3 separate regions of the Homo sapiens genome follow, and regions 2 and 3 are each linked to region 1. Evidence: read pairs that join two places in POLR2A ChIA-PET (ENCODE). Cell type or tissue: GM12878. All regions are shown on one strand. Links, peaks and the distances in the headings refer to the core of each region. The heading gives the core; the rest is flanking DNA. Region 1 overlaps WT1 (WT1 transcription factor). Region 2 overlaps CCDC73 (coiled-coil domain containing 73). Region 3 overlaps ABTB2 (ankyrin repeat and BTB domain containing 2).

The links. Peaks named below come from ENCODE experiments on the same cell type or tissue, not always from the same donor. Only the 100,000 strongest peaks of a DNase experiment are listed, where the experiment ranks them.
Region 2: POLR2A ChIA-PET joins it to region 1 with 7 read pairs; 2 of 35 experiments call an interaction of 5 or more read pairs at or near these places.
Region 3: POLR2A ChIA-PET joins it to region 1 with 5 read pairs; 1 of 35 experiments calls an interaction of 5 or more read pairs at or near these places.

The regions. Positions count from the first base shown.
Region 1 is chr11:32,393,501-32,399,404 of GRCh38, forward strand. WT1 (WT1 transcription factor) reads right to left here. Exons shown (of 10, transcript NM_024426.6): 7 at 2,757-2,907. Among named protein-coding and RNA genes, the nearest start is that of WT1-AS, 39 kb to the right of the region's middle. In GM12878, for the core only: no CTCF peak of the experiment used is centred there; a DNase peak (open chromatin) is centred at 2,997; H3K27me3 peaks cover 143 bases.
Region 2 is chr11:32,771,565-32,777,468 of GRCh38, forward strand. The region is part of intron 1 of CCDC73 (coiled-coil domain containing 73); the gene reads right to left. Among named protein-coding and RNA genes, the nearest start is that of CCDC73, 20 kb to the right of the region's middle. In GM12878, for the core only: no CTCF peak of the experiment used is centred there; no DNase peak of the experiment used is centred there; H3K4me3 peaks cover 478 bases; H3K27ac peaks cover 724 bases.
Region 3 is chr11:34,151,546-34,156,545 of GRCh38, forward strand. It overlaps ABTB2 (ankyrin repeat and BTB domain containing 2), which reads right to left. Exons shown (of 17, transcript NM_145804.3): 15 at 3,156-3,224; 16 at 2,720-2,833; 17 at 1-1,039. The coding sequence ends at 842. Among named protein-coding and RNA genes, the nearest start is that of NAT10, 48 kb to the left of the region's middle. RefSeq lists enhancers at 2,779-2,828, 3,369-3,418, 4,011-4,512. In GM12878, for the core only: no CTCF peak of the experiment used is centred there; a DNase peak (open chromatin) is centred at 3,026; H3K27ac peaks cover 1,756 bases.

The sequences.
Region 1 (5,904 bases), core at 547-5,546:
CCTGAGTCACAGGCATCTGGGATGGAAACAAGCCATTCTAGAATCAGTCAGGTCTTTCTGTTGCAAAGGCAGCCCCCTGTTACCTTTCCAATCTCAAAGCCTGGGCTATTTCCCTCATGAATCTCTATTCCCCACTATGCCAGAGCTCACATCCTGAAGTCCTCCTTGCACTCTGCTCACACTAAATGTCCCCCATCCCTATCTCCACATCGAAAAGTCTCCTGGGTGTCTCCTTCTTCTGCAATGCCTGCTTGGAAACTGCATGGGCCAATTTCCCTTCCTTCCCTCATTACGACATTTATTCCAGGCTGTCTAATGTGGTGAGCTGTGTCTGGGTCTACAATTCTACAATTCTTCAATGGGTTGGAAAATCCTAAGGGCTGGAGCCTTTTTATTTTTATTTTTTCTCAGAGACAGAGTCTCTCTCTGTTGCCCAGACTAAAGCGCAGTGGTGTGAGCCTAGCTCACTGCAGCCTCGAAACCGTGGGCACAAGCAATCCTCCTACCTCAGCCTCCTGAGTAGCTGGGACTACAGGCATACACCAGCACACTTGGCTAAATTTTTAAAAATATTTTTTTTAGAGACAGGGTCTCACTATATTGCCCAGGCTGGTCTTGAACCCCTTAAGCAATCCTCCCGCCTACGCCTCCCAACATACTGGGATTACAGGTGTGAGCCACTGCACCTGGCCCCTTTCTTTGTATTTGTATCCAGGTTGGTGCCTTATGTTTCACCTCTGTGAGCTGGAGAAGATGTTACCCCTATTGAGTCTGATTTCCTTCCCCTGCCTTTGAGCTTCTGCTCATCTATCACTTTCTCTGCCCAAACTACCAGCCTCCACTGGCTAACCCAAGCTGTTCTTCCTCTGAGAAACTTTCTCGGATGACCTTAGTTCAAACTGATACCCTCCAAACCCCTCGGTACCTCCTGTCTCTGATTTAGTACATGATCATGTACTCTCTCAGTCACTTTTCATTTCTTTATATCCTAGCTCCCAAACAAACCAGGAACTCTTTGAGAAGGAGGATTATAACCTGCAGTTAAAAAGAAGGAGTTTGAGTCCTCTTTCTGCTATATCCTATACTCTTCATAAATGTTTTGTGAGTGAGGATTAAATGAAATATACATGTAGAGAGCCTGACACCCAAAAAGTACTTAATATAACAGTCTGTACTGTTGTTATAAATAAATAAGAAAATATTGCTCTCTTTCAAGGGGGACTGTAGGATTGTTAAATACCAACCTGCCCTCATCTTCTGCAAGGAAGAGTTTCTTAAAGGCTCCAGTGGGTCTGGGGTTTTGGCTGTCTTGTTCACTGCCTTCCCTTCACACAGTTGTCTAACCCTCACTGCATTCTAAGTGCTTCTCTCTCACTAAAAGTTTCTACAACCATATTGCCTTCATTTATTCCCTTGCATTTTTCAGGCAGGACTTTACTTTCTCGTTTTCCTTATAACCTTGACAGTCACTTTTCAAATGATCCCATTTGGGGAAATGTGTAAAAACATAACATGCCACTGGTCCCCTCCTTTTTAGCCTCAAAGTCTGTGGCCCACTGAGTGCAAACTCAGATTGACACCAGAATTGCATCCTCTGGACACAGTGAATTAGCAAATTTCAATGGTCCAAGGAAATCTGAATGCAGCTCACTTTTTTCTCCAGCTTCCCAAGAGCAAAATCAGCAGTAATAACACAGTTGCAACAGTGATCCTATAATAATGCTGTTCTTCGATTGTGGAAAAGGCAGCAGTAGCTCCTCTGTAGGAAAACCTGGGTTTTACCACACTCCCACACTCCCACCTAGTGCCCACAAGGCCCAGAGTAAACGTTCTGTGACATGGCTGTCCACATTCAAGGTGGCCAACACCAAACAATGCCAGTTCTCTGTTTCCCAGAAGCAGCCTCTCTGACCTGGGGGAAAATCCAGTTTCATTGGCGTATCTTCAAAGATAAAAAATCATCATCTCTCTCTCTCCTTTTTTTTTTTTTTGGCAGAGTCTTGCTCTGTCGCCCAGGCTGGAGTACAGTGGTAAGATCTCAGCTCACTGCAACCTCTGCCTCCTAGGTTCAAGCAATTCTCCTGCCCCAGCCTCCCAAGTACAGGTGCGTGCCACCACACCCGGCTCATTTTTGTATTTTTAGTAGAGACGGGGTTTCACCTTGTTGGCCAGGCTGGTCTCCAACTCCTGACCTTGGGTGATCCACCCACTTCGGCCTCCCAAAGTGCTGGGATTACAGGCGTGAGCCCCCATGACTGACCTTTTTTTTTTAAGTGATCACTAAAAAATCAAACTAACAATCAATTTTCCCCTTCCTGTCTAGTTGATTATTACTGACCCAAGCAGGTAAGTTTTTCTTTGGACCATCTCTTCTAAAATTTCACAATGATCTTGCCCATCGACCTCCTAAAACCATCTGATGACTATATTCCCAGGCCAGCTCCTCTCTCCTTAGAAATGCTAATAGTATTCTAACACCAACACGATTCCTACACAGGTCTCTTTAATTCTGTGGCACTTTCTCTCTACCACTCTGCTCTGCCTTTCTGGAAGACAGTTTACTGACCTCTGTAATAAAGGATAGATAATCAGAATGCAAAATGGCCCCACAGCCTCTTTACAACACCTGGATCAGACCTTTCAAAGCAGTGCTTACTTTCCATCCTGGAAATAACCTGGGTCCTTAGCAGTGTGAGAGCCTGGAAAAGGAGCTCTTGAACCATGTTTGCCCAAGACTGGACAGCGGGCACACTTACCAGTGTGCTTCCTGCTGTGCATCTGTAAGTGGGACAGCTTAAAATATCTCTTATTGCAGCCTGGGTAAGCACACATGAAGGGGCGTTTCTCACTGGTCTCAGATGCCGACCGTACAAGAGTCGGGGCTACTCCAGGCACACGTCGCACATCCTGCAGGCAGAGAGTAAGAGGAAGGGAGGCTTTAAGCCACATGTGAACATTCACGTAGGTCTTGAGGGAGAGTGAGCACTGGAGTATATCCAAAGAAGGGGTGGCAGGTGCAGACCTAAAACCACTCCCATTCACACTCCAGATCCCCATGGCAGACATCAGTAATGGATGCTAGATCAGGACATTCTACAATGCAGTGCTCTAAGATCATCACTACTGAGCAACCAGAAGTGGCTGTTGAGATGAAACCTACATGAAATGGCTGTCCCAGAGCCTCTGCAAAAGAAATGCTGGTACCTGGAAGAGCTCCCAATCCATTCTATCTCTCAGCTTCTCCTCTTGAGGTAGTGATGTCTGCAAGTCCAAAGTCCCAAAGTCTAACTACTCCCTCCCACTTGGAGTCATGACCACATGACCTAGAGCCAGTCTGCAATGGGTGGGGACATCCTTATTAGAAAAAAGTGGGATAATGAATGAGCCCCTAACTGACCAGATCGTCCAAGTATAAGTAAATAACAAGGAAGAAGAAGCCCCTGGATTTGGGGATCCCATCTGTGAAAGGAAGCAAAACCCACCAGAAGGCCATGGTGAAGCCAGCACAACCTTTAATAGTGAGGCCAGAAAGCACTGGAATCCATCTGCCTTCTGTGCTCTGCACACGTCCTTTGCAGGGCATCTGTTGCTCCCCTTTATCTTGTGGAAGTGCAGTGTGTGTGTTGTCAGTCTTCCAAGAATAAGAACTGGAGGAAAACAAAGAGGCAAGCTCCCCTTCCTCTTCTTGGGGTCAGGGAGTCATAAATGGGAGCTGAGCAAGTGCCTGAGTGGCCACTAAATTCTCCTCATTCCTTTATAGATGAGTAAATCAACCCCAAAGGCGGTGAGATGCTGACACAAGAGTGCATCCATGTTTTGGTTTTGTTTGTTCTTAAGACAGGATCTTATTCTGTTGTCCAGGCTGGAGTGCAGTGGCACGATCGGGGCTCCTGCAGCCTCGACCTCACCAGCTTAAGTAATCCTCCCACTTCAGCCTCCTGAACAGCTGGGACAACAGGTGAGAGTCATCATGCCCAGCTAATTTTTTTTTTTTTTTTTGGTAGAGATAGGGTCTCCCTATGTTGCTCAGGCTGGTCTCAAACTCTTGAGCTGAAGGGATCCTTCCACCTTGGCCTCCTAGAGTGCTGGGATTACAGGTGTGAGCCACCATGCCTGGCCTAAAGTGCATCCATGTTTTGTGCTAAGACCTGGAACCACTTCTGAATATAACCAACTCCTTGCCCTGTGCATTTTCCACTCTACCCCATGCTTATGTTCTAGTCCCTATTTCACATTGCCCTGCACTGAAAGGTCATTTTCTTTTTTGGAAGAATAAATGCTGCAGTGACATACAACACAACATTGATGTTAATAGGCCATAGTGTCTCAGGGATAATGAAGGCATAAAATTAAATGGTGAGCCAGCTGTTGGATTGGAATACTCAATACCTGTCTGGTCTGGAGTGTTTTAGAGGCCATGGCAAGTGAGCCTGACAAACTGGGCTTGATGGGAAAGAAAGCAAAGGAAGCATTTTCCATTTCCCTTAATTCATCCTAGAAGCAGTGCACATGGGAACAGGAGTTGTTAATCTCAGTAAGGGTCCCGGTGAAGGATTCTGATTGTATTCGTCAGGGGAGAGGCTTGATGTCTCCCTAAACCGTCGTCAGATTTCCGTATTTCTGTAACCCTTGCCTTTATTGCTCTCCATTGAAAGGCTTGGGAGTAGGGAGCACACTGTTCTTTCTTCGTGACACTTCTGGAAACATTAATCAGAACATCTCAGAGCTACTTGCCCCACGTATCATGTGGGGTCTGGCCCAGATACAACTTATATCTAGAGTACTGACCATTCTGGTGAAAGTATCACTGCTGTTACTCAGGTTGCAGCCATGGATTGATGTTTATAAGCCATAAATGAAACCCTTAGTAACTGTATGTGCTTCTGACCACCCAAAACAGAGACTCTGCAGGGAAGGCAGACTGAAGGTCTACGGAGGTGGCAGACCAAAAGTGTCTATTGAATTCTCCAAAACTTTTACCTTTATACTTTACTTTCTTCATGCTCCTTGGAGACTTCTCCCTCCCACAAACTGTTCACCATCCTCTGCCTCCCTAAGAAGCAGTATCGTGAAGTAGGTATAAACAGGGGGTCTGAAGTCAGGCAAGACCTGTGTTATTAGTCTCGGCTCCAATATTTACTAGCGATGTGATTCTGACATTATTCATCACCTCTGGGCTTCAGTTTCCCCATCCATGAAATGGAGAGAATAACAGTACCCACCTCATAAGTGTGTATTGCAGATGAAATGAAGGGGGAAAGGCCACAAATAGACAAGGAGAAACCTTACATGCATATTGCTAAGAGAAAGAAGTCAGCCTGAAAATGCTACATCTAGTATGATTCCAACTATATGACATTCTGAAAAAAGACCGAGCCGGGCACAGTGGCTCACGCCTGTAATCCCAGCACTTTGGGAGGCCGAGGCGAGTGGATCACCAGGTCAGGAGATCAAGACCATCCTGGCTAACACTGTGAAACCCCGTCTCTACTAAAAATACAAAAAATTAGCCAGGCGTGGTGGTGGGCACCTGTAGTCCCAGCTACTCGGGAGGCTGAGGCAGGAGAATGGTGTGAACCCTGGAGGCGGAGCTTGCAGTGAGCCAAGATAGCGCCACTGTACTCCAGCCTGGGTGACAGAGCGAGACTCCCATCTCAAAAAAAAAAAAAAGAAAAAGAAAAAAAAAAGACCGGTGATTATTGGGAAGAGAAGAAGAGGGAGGGAAGAACAGGTGGAGTGTAGGGAATTTTAAGGGCAGTGAAACTATTCTGTATGATACTAGAATAATAGGTACATGGCATTATGCATTTTTCAAAACCCATAGAACTGTACAACACAAAAAGTGAACCCTAATGTAAACTATGGGCTTTAGTTAACAATAATTTATCAATATTGGCTCATCAA
Region 2 (5,904 bases), core at 543-5,542, 380 kb after region 1:
AATAATTTTTTAGTCCATAGATCTCTGGATCAAGAGGAGCTACACTTGACAAGCTGCAGCCAAAGAGCATGAACCACATTCAAACCGATGGACTTTGAGCCCAATACTGTTTGGGGTTGAGATTTTTGGAAGTCTTGGGACGAAGGTGAACATGATTTGCTTGTGTGAGAAATGTAAAAGAGGTAAACTGATAAATTGCTTAATGGTGACAAATTCCTCCCATCATCTCATTTGAAATGTGATAGGGTCACTTCTCCCTTCCAGAGATGAAATCTATGTCTCCACTAGGATTGCCTTACAATTTGTTTTGGTCAGTAGGCCTTGAAGTCTTTGCTCTTTGAAAATGTTGCTCTGAACCTGCCATGCCATGTTATACAAAGAACGAGAAGTTCAGAATCAAAGACTACATGGAGAGAGGAGGCCCAGCCATCCCAAATGTCCCAGCTGGGGCTAACCCCCACAACAATCTACAAACTCAGGTGCAGTTGCAACAGAGCCTAGGCAAGACCAGCAGAAAAACATTCCAACAAACTCACGAAATTATGAGAAATAATAAATCACTGTTATTTTAAACCATTAAGTTGGAGGTGATTTGCTATGCAGCCACAGATTCAATATTTTTAGTTTAATTTTTTTTATTCTGCTCTCTACATTGTCTCTTTTCTCCAAGTTCCTTTTCTCCCATTTGGTTTTCATCTCTTTCATGGTTTTCTCAAATGTCAGACGATTCCCAGCTGTCTGTTTATATTTATAAGTAATGCATTAGTCAATATTATAAAAAACAAAAGCAGGGGGACTGTTCTAGATTAAAGGACAACAAAAAAAAATGACTACCAAATGCAATGTGGGAACTTTAATTAGATCCTAGATAGAAAAAACAAATAGCTATTGAGGGCATTTGGAGGAAAAAGGAGGAAATTTGAATATTGAGTATAGTATATTGAGATAATATTCCTGAATCAATACTAGATTTCTTAGATGGCTATAAAGCAGAACATACTTGTCCTTGTTTAAGGAGATACAAGCTTCAAGTATCTCAGAGCAAAGTATCATGATGCTTACAAGTTACTTTCAACAGGTTCAGGAAAGAGAGGTATATAAAGAGATAAAACAAATATAGCAGATTTTTAATAACTGGTGAAATCTAGGTAAGGTTATAAAGGTGTTAGTTATTCTATTATTTGAACTATTGAAGTTTGAAAATAGAATGACACACTATAATCAAAAAGACAAATAATAATGAGTGTTGACAAGGATGTGAGAAATTGGAACCTTCATAAACTGCTGGTGGGAATATAAAATGGTGCAACCAGAAAACAGCCCAGGTAGTTCCTCAAAAGGTTAAACATAAAGTTACCATATGACTCAGCAATTCCATTTAGATTCCCAAGAGAACACTACACATAAATATTCATAAAAGCATTATTCATAATAGCCAAAAAATGGAAACAACTCAAATGCCTATCAACTGGTGAATGGATAAATAAAATGTAGCATATCTATAAAATAGAATGTTAGTCCACAATAAGAAGGGGTGAAGTAATGACACATGCAACAACATGGATGAACCTTGAAAATGTTACACTAAATGAAAGAAGTCAATCACAAAAGGCCACATATTTAATGATTCAACATATATGAAATGTCCAGAATAAGCAAATCCACAGGACATAAAGTAGATCTGTATTTGCTTAGGTTGGGGGGTTGAAGCAGGATTGCAGGGGAATAGTGAATGACTGCTAATGAGTATGGGGTTTCTTTTTGAGGTATTAAAATGTTCTAAAATTGATTGTGGTGATGGATAAACAACTGTGAATATACCAAAAATTATTGAATTGCACACTTTGAATGAGTCAACCATATGATATGGAAACTACATCTCAATGAAAAAGCTATTTTTAAAAAGTGGAATGATACATTAAAAATTGAATGGGGCCATAAGTGGTGGCTCACACCTGTAATCTCAGAATTTTGGAAGGTTGAGGCAGGAGGATCACTTGAATCCAGGAGTTCAAGACAAGCCTGGGAAATACAGTGAGACCCCCATCTTCACAAACACACACACACACACAAAGTCAGGCATGGTGGCACACATCTCCCAGTTACTTGGGAGGCTGAGGTTGGAGAATCACTTGAGCCCAGGAGTTCGAGGTAACAGTGAGCTATGATCGCATTGCTGCCCTCCAGCCTGGGTAACAGAGCAAGATGCTGTCTCAAAAAAAAAAAAATGAATAGAAGCACTGAGGGAGGGCTTATTGATTGATAGGTTTCACTACTGGGTGATCAGGTAACAAAACAGATTTTTCATTAGGGGTTCACCTCCCTAATGTCAATATGTAGACATGTTTTCTCTCAGGTGTTTCATTTTCCCCAGAGAACTCTCCATTTTCTTGTCCTGAAGTTTAAGAGAAGACGGTAGGGGGTTTTATCTGGCAGTATGCCTTCTGATAGAAGATGATAGTAGAAAGTAAGGATTCCACAGTTCAATGAGAAGATTTTTACTTAATTTTCATTTTCAGCCCCATGCGTCATCCCTTTCCCTTGCTTTATCTGGTGTACTCCTAACTAGAATTGCCATGGATCCATTTTTCCAGCACACAAACTTCTCATCTTCTGCAGGGAAGGAGACCTGGAAAGGTTCAAGTACTCTATAGATATATTTTCAACAAGTCTCCCTTTTTATTCCCAAGTCTTATTCCTTGCCTTACAAAGTACCTGTTGTTTCCAAGTGCTAAGCAAACTTCTGAACTTTTAAGTCAGTCACAATGCTCCTCTATTTGCTTTCTGACAGATTCTGTTAAATCATTGTCTATTCTCTCTTGTCTCTGTGAGTTAAAACCCTTTTTATGCATTTTAATGAACGTGAGAAAAATAAATGGATGTGGTCAATCTATTATGTTTAATTTAAAGTTCTAAAAAGGATTTCAAAACTCACCTCCTATTTAATTATATAAACTCTAGTGCATAGGACACCTTGAATAACATTGGTCCTCAAAGAATACATGATGGCATTTCAGAAAACCATGGAAGAGATGAAAAGCAAATATAAGAAAAGGAATTTGGAGAAAAGAAACAATGTGGACAGCAGAATTAAAAAAATAAAAAAATAAAAACATTGAATCTATGGCTGTATAACAAATAATACCCAACTTAATTATGTAAAACAATGATTTATTATTTCTTATAATTTCATAGAGCAGTTGATTAAAGAAACACTGATTAGCTTCCTAGCATAGGTACAGCACAATGCAAGTACTTCAGGATAGAGTTCACAATCTGGTTGGAGAGACAGACATGGAAACCAACAGTGTGATAAGCACTAGAACAGAAACATGTACAAAGTGCCTATAAAAATACAAATGACAAAGCAATTAATTCTGTCCACAGGAAGGTTTTAAGGTGAGTGTTTTGGAAAAAGTGGTATCTATCTAGGCCTTAAATATTCTCTGACAAAAAATATGAGGAAAAAATAACATTTTAAAAATTATATGTTTATATAGTTTATCATTTACATTAAATACATCAATTTACCAATAGAACTGTCTACCAGATGGTGCATCAAATGTAGATGATTTCTTTGCCACTCAGCTTTGGGAGCCAGTGTTGTCACTTTAGCCACTGTTGTATCCCCCAGAGCCTAGCAAAATATTTGGCACACAATAGACACTGAATAAATCTTTCAGTTCAAAAATATACCAAATTTATTCCAGCTTTAAGGCCTATAGGCTTGCTGTTCCTTCTGTCTGGAATGCTCTATATCCATATCTTTATACAGAATTTCCTTTATGTTTCTGCAGTCTCAGGTCAAATGTTACTTCTTCAGTAAGCACCACACCTAATCACTCTTTAGCATATTATCTATCCTGTTTTATTTTCTCCAGAGCACTTAACATTATCCTACATTATCTTATGTTGATTATGTGTTAATTTTATTTATTATACCTCCTCCTTTAAAATACTAGCTTTGTGAGGTCAAAATCTCTTCTACTTTGGCCATGCTGTGTCTTCAGCACCTAGGACATGACCAGATATAGCATAATACATGAGATTAAATAAATATTAGTTGAATATTAAATAAATTTATCTCACCTAGTCCCTGAGGGTACTTAGTTAGTGACCTCTGCTTCATTCAAAGAGCAACAGATTGGGAATCCTTTAATATTAACAAATCTGTTAATAGGTAGCTATGTTTTCACATGCTTTGCCCTTTTTGTACCTACTTTCTTATTTTATCTCTTAATTTACTTCCAGCTCCAAAGTTCTATCACACAACTGCCATGTGAAAGACTCCCACTTCATCTTCAGCAATTTCTAAAGTACTCACTTGCATTTTTTCACATCAGATTTAACAAATCAAAATTTGTACTTTTTCTTCTCTCTCAAATCTTTTTAATTTCATTGCGGTCAGTAGTATCATGTATTCTATTTTAATCTCCAATGAACATTCACAAAATCTTTGACATCTTTCTCTTTCTCTCTCTCTGCTTCTCCACCTCTTGTTCACTTTCTCTGTCAACTACACTGTCACTTTCACTTTCTCCTTCATCCCCTAAATCTAATCTCTAAATGGACCGGTTTGTTCTTCCTTCTAATTTGCTCTTAGATTCATTCTGCATCACTACTCCTACTGCTATCAATCTAGTCAGACCCTCATTACCTCAGACATGAATTATAATCACCTTTTCCTGTTATCCCTTTATTTAATCTTCTCTCCCACTTCAATCTATTGTGCATATTTTCTCCAGAATTATTTTGCAAAACATCACCTAAACCTCATCAATTTCCAAACTCAAAGAGTTCTTTTTGTATACAAATCAAGCCCAAATTCCTGTGCCTAATATTTCAGGGTTCCCCACTTTCTAGTTTCATCCCCCTTTTCAACTTTAATCTTCTGCCCCCAAAAGACTTCCTCTATTACACTTTCCTTACTGTCTCCTACTAATCCGTGCTCATTTTCACCTCTGTACCTAGAATAATTTTTTTACTCACTCCACTTATCTATCCATCTTTTATGCCCATTTCAAGGCCTCTTTTCTCCAGGAACCCTTCCCTGGCTATTCTAAACCACAATAACCCTTCCATTTTCTAAATCCATGTTGTGTGCTTAAATTCAACCCTATAGTTTAACAAGAATTCTCCAATTCTTTGTATGTTCAATATGCCTCTCCAATGGGATGTTTCTGAAAGGCAAGAACTGTTTTACTCTTCTTTCATTCACTCCCCCAACTCCACAGCATATATATATACATATGTATATATACAACCCCTTACCTAACAAAGCAATTTCCCTTATATTTTTCCTTTGATCCTCAAATTGCTTCTCTGAGGTTTACAGAGTATTTCTTCCTACAGAGTATGGTTAAAAAAAAAAAATATATATATATATATATATATATACACACACACACATATATATATACACATGTATATATATATATATATATATATATATATATATAATTGAACTTAAAGTTAGAAGTCTTAGACTTGAGAAAAAACTTGACTACTTTCTGTATGTAATCTTTTTTTTCTTTCTTTTTTTTTTTTTTTTTGAGACGGAGTCTTCCTCTGTCACCCAGGCTGGAGTGTAGTGGTGCAATCTCAGATCTCAGCTCACTGCAACCTCCACCTCCTGTGTTCAAGTGATTCTCCCGCCTCAGCCTCCCAAGTAGCTGGGACACAGGCATGTGCCACCACACCCGGCTAATTTTTGTATTTTTAGTAAAGATGGCGTTTTGCCATGTTGGCCATGCTGGTCTTGAACTCCTGACCTCAAGTGATCTGTCCACCTCAGCCTCCCAAAGTGCTGGGATTATAGGTGTGAGCCACCACACCCAGCCATCACTGTGTAACCTTGAAGAAATAAAAACCAGTTTTTCTAAAACTGTTTCCTAATCTGACAAT
Region 3 (5,000 bases), core at 1-5,000, 1.8 Mb after region 1:
AGGCCTGAGGTTCCAGAATCCACCCATTTACTTTGGCCCCTAAAACCAGCAGCAAAACAAGAGCTGAGGCCATTCCTACACAGCACCCCATCCCCTACCCCTTGCCCCTCCATGCCAGACTTAGCTCAGAAACCATCAAGCTGGGGAACTGCCCTCTGCTGCTAACTGAGCAAGCTGGTAGTCCTGATGGGAGGGACTCTGGAAGCCCAGGCACCAAAGACAATGGGGGAACTCCGGGTGGCAGCAGTCGTGGTGGCAGGGGGGGGTCCACAGGCCACTGGATGCCCACATTAAGCCTGTCAAACCTTTGAAGAACAAGTTTGGGGATTTGGGCAGCCTTTGCTATGTGACATTTAGGAAGAAAAATACCAGCTTTTGAATTACTGCAGACGACTGGGGGCCTAGGCAGTATGCATTCTATACATTCATAAGGATTCCTGTACCCCCAGGAGCCCCAGTTGGGATGGTCTGAGTTTACTGAGGCCCTAGGGGTGAGTAGAGCTTGGAGGGCCTGGGCGGAGGTGGATCAGGATCAGCTGCTGACCTGCAGGAGGGGAGAGCGACACCCCGGGGGAGTGCATGGCTGCCCTTGAGTTGCAAACTGAGATGGGGAGGAGGGCCACCAGTTAGCTACATCTCCCCTTTGCCCATCAGTGATTGAACAAACAGCTCTAGGGCAGAGGAGATGAGGGTGAGCTGCCCGGTGACAGGGGGGACATCTGGGGGAGGAGGAGGAAACAGCCCCGTGAACCTGGCTCCAAGAGGGCCTACAACCATACCCCGACATGGTGGGCCCTGGCACCTCCACAGGCCCTGGCCTCGGCAGCCTCCGCCCCCTGCCTCACACCCGGGAGGTGATGTAGACAGAGTGCACGCGCTCTGCCAGGGTGTTCTGCAGGTCCTGCAGTGGATCCAGGCCCTGCACTTTGCTGCTGCGGCCGTAGATGAGCTGCCGGAAGGCATCCTGCTCCAGTAGGGCCTTCATGTGCTTGAGGAAGAAGCCCTCACAGAACAGGGCCAGTTCTGGGGCATTGTGGATCTGTAGGGCAGAGAGAGGAGGGGTGAAGCCCATCGCCTTAGTACAGCCCCACTCACCCTCACCCCCAAATACTACCTACCCATGGCCACAGCCCTGATTAAGCCCCACTCTGGCCAGGGTAGGCGTTCCCTGTCCCTGCATCCTGAGGCCACCTCTGCTATATCTGAACTGTTCAGCCCCCGTCATTTTCCTGCCTGTGTCATACTGTCATGCTGCCCTGTTAAGTGGCAGTCATCCCTGTTGGGTTGGAAGTTCCCTTCCTAAGGGTGGGAACGGGGACTGTCCACCACTGGGTGTCCAGGGCTCAGCACCAGGCCTGGCATGTGACTGTGCACATGGTAAATGCTGGATAAAGATGTTCACTCAACACATATCAAGGGGCCGCTCTGGGTTTTCAGTTCTGAGGTCAAGATCTCTGCAGTGCTGCTGATGTCCTAGTTTGGGAGAGACAGACAGAATCTGAGGAACCAAAGACAAGGTAACTGCAGAAGACTGTGAAGGAGGTAAAGCCAACGTGACAGGATGGCTTGTGAGAGGCCAGGGGAGGCCTGGGGACACCAGTTGTGAAGATGAAGGGCGGGAAAGAGCTTTACAGGAAAAGGGAAGTGTCACAAAAGTCCTGGGGTCTGGGCACGCTGAGAAGGAAGCATGGCAGAGTGAGGGGAGATGTGGGCAGGACCTTGGGGGCCTTGGAAGGCATGATAAGGGCTGGCTATTATTTAGCCTGCAGTAGGTGGAAAACCTTTGGTGGGATTAAGTATGGGAGTAACACAGTCTTTGTACTTTTTTGGGGGGCGGGGGTTGTGTTGAGACAAAGTCTTGCTCTTGCCCAAGCTGGAGTGCGCATGATCACAGCTCACTACAGTCTCAACCTCCCGGGCTCAACTGATCTTCCTGCCTCAGCCTCCTGAGCAACTGGGACCACAGATGCACGCCACCACACTCAGCTAGTTTGTAGAGGCAGGTTCTTGCCATGTTTCACAGGCTGGTCTAAACTCCTGGTCCTGCCTCATCCTCCCAAAGTACTGGGATTACAGGTGTGAGCCACTGTGCCTGGCCATGGTTTTTGAACTTTTGAAAGAAGCTTGTGGATTGCAGGGCTAAAGCCAGGAAGTAGGGAGGCTGGGCTGATGCCATTGTCCAAGAGAGTGATGGTGGTGGCTTAGGGCAAGGCGAGGGCAGTGGAGATGAAGGGAAGTGGAGAAACCGCTGGTGTGTTTCAGAGGTGGGTGGCTTGCATATGGGAGGGTTTTTGCAAATCAAATATGATTCCTGAGTTTTGAGTCTGAGCAACTGAGCAGTGACCATGTTGATTGTTGAGATGGGACAGCTAGGGAGGCACAGACAGGTAGGGGAGAAAAGTAAATACCTATGGCTTTGATTTGACTCAGAGGCTCAGCAACTTGTCCAGCTACCACAGCCCAGGTGGCAGAGCTGGAATGTGAACTAGGGTGCAGCTGGCTCAAAAGCTCACCTCCCAAGCTACCACATGGCCAGTGGGCAGCAGTGACCCCAGGCAACACAGGGAGTTGCTAACCCTCCCTCAGCCTCTACACTGCCCTCAGAAGCAGCCTGGTCACCTGCATCTCCTAGCTCATCCCCAGTGCAGCCACACGGCCGAGGCCCCCGTGGAGCAGAGCATGTGGTGGGAGGTGGCCAGCAGGCATCCTTGGCCCTCACCTTGGCATATTTGTAGGTGTTCACGGCACTCTCCATGCTGAGGGTCTGGGAGCACAGGATCTCGCAGTGCCTCTGCAGGGCATCCAGCTGGAACAGGCTGGCAGCTGACAGCAGCTGGTAGGGAGGCAGAGCAGGTCTTGGGGACCCATGGCCAGACCAGTGGCCCAGACAGCACCGAACAGAAAGCTCCCGAGTGCCGTGTGCCCTGCTGCCTCCACCCTCAGGCCCCACTACCTTCTGATACTCCTGGGCCTAACCATCCCCGCTGGGACACGCACTGAGGCTGGGCTCAGTGGTGTGCACAGTTCCTCTTTCTGGGAACTGCTCTTCCTGTCAGATGGAGAGGAAGAGCCACCTTCCCTCTGAAGGGGGTGAATGGGAGACCGAGCCGCTGGGCACCCTAGCCCAGGCCCCCTCCCCCTCTCCCGAGTCTCACCTCCAGGATGTCAGTGGTGGGGATCTCCATGGATTCTGTTCCTCCGTAGTACAGATACTGCATCATCATCTGTGGTGGGAAGAGGCCCATGTGAATGCCACGTGAACCTGAGGCATGAAAGTCCTTGCCAGCCCCACAGGGTACTGCTCCAGCTGCCGCCTCCAGGGGCCTGTCCCTCTGCAGGTCCCCAGCTCTGTCTCTCCCTCCCTCTCCTGCTCAGGCTGAGACTTGTGTTTTCCCGGGGAAGCCAACTCCAAGACCCTCTCTCCTGAGTCCCTGCCCGGATAACAGGCTCTCTCCTTGGAATGTTTTCCCTACAATCCTCATGAGAACACGGTGAGCCCAGGAGGGAAGTTCCTATTCACAGCTGGGGAAACTGAGACCCAGGGAAGGAAGATGACTTGGCTCAAGTCCTTCAGCTCCCCTGATGCCTGCAGCAGGGCTCTCGCATCATGCCTGGCCCCGTGTGGCTCATTGCTGGTGTGATCTAAATTCTACACAGGGAGTAGCAGTGGGAGGGTCTCTGAAGGGATGTTGGAGGACGCTGCCTCCTGCCTTCCCCTGTTTGCACAAGGACTCCAATGTGGAGGTGAGTGCCCCATCTGGGCTCTGTCTCAGGTGTGCTTCCTCAAAAAGAAAGCGCAGAGCCCAGGCCCGGAGGCCCGGAGGCCCGGAGCTCCCCTCGACAGGCTGAGCCCTGCCTTGGGCTCCCAGATGAGGTGGTCCAGGACCGGGAACGATTTAGTTCTGCTGAGGTTTCAGTTACAAACTCTGCCATCACGCTGGAGCCTAGTGAGGTTCCCAGTTGGAAAAAGAAAAACAATTCTTTCTGGCTGGCTGAAGAAACGGCTCCAGCAAGGAGCTGGCAAGTGTGTAAGTAAACACAGCTCCAGCCGGCACAGTCGGGCTCTGTCAAGACCGGCCCTGAGGCTGCAGAGGCACCAGAGGGTCTAGGAGAAGGCCCAACTGTGGGGAGAGAAGTGGGGAGACAGGCCTGCCAGCCTTGTTCAGGCATCAGGAGATGTTGGCCAAGGCCCACCCTGGAGATGTCAGCCTCTTCCCACCTCTAGAGGTCTGGGAAGCTCCCACGGCCTTCTGCAGCCCCTGCTGGAGCCTGGGTGGTGAGCTCATGATTGCACAGTAAGTGTCCGTCTGCTCCCTCCAGATAGTGTGTGCCTTGGGCAGGCCATGCCCAGGTCCCTCTGCCCTCCCCATGCAGGGCACTGAGTGAGTGCTCAGTAAGGTGAGGCACCAGCAGGAGCAGTGCCTGGAATGCCCCTCATACAGGGTTGGGGTTAGAGCACCAGGCAGGCAGGTCAGATCTTCCTGTTGGGATTCTTTGCTAAGGGATGGCCTCAGGGCAGCCCCTAGGGCCAGGCCTACCAGCCACCTTAGGCTGCAGCTCCCTTCCTGGCCTGGAAGGCTACCTCCTGCTGCATTTTAGGATTTGGTTTTGGCAAGGCCCAGTCTTGGCATCCGTGGCACATGGATCTCCCTGAGGCCACTTGAATGCATATGAGGCCACAGAAGTCAGATCAGAACGGCTCACCTGGAGCCTTGCTATGGGAGCTGGGCAGCCAGCAGGCAGAGGTGGGTGAATTTTGCACAGCCTGGCAGTCCCTAGCAGGATACAGGTCATGTGCCTCCTGGAGCCAGGCAGCCTGTGGGGCTAGAGGCTGCTTGAGGAAAGGCCCCAGACAGGACCACCTGTAGAAGGGCAGCAGGGTTTCCTTCTGTCCTGAGTGGGCCACTTGGAAGCTGATACTGCAGAAACCATGTGGGAAGGGCAGGGTTGGGGCCCTCTGGGCTATATGCTCAGTAACTTTTTTTTTTTTTTTTTGAGAC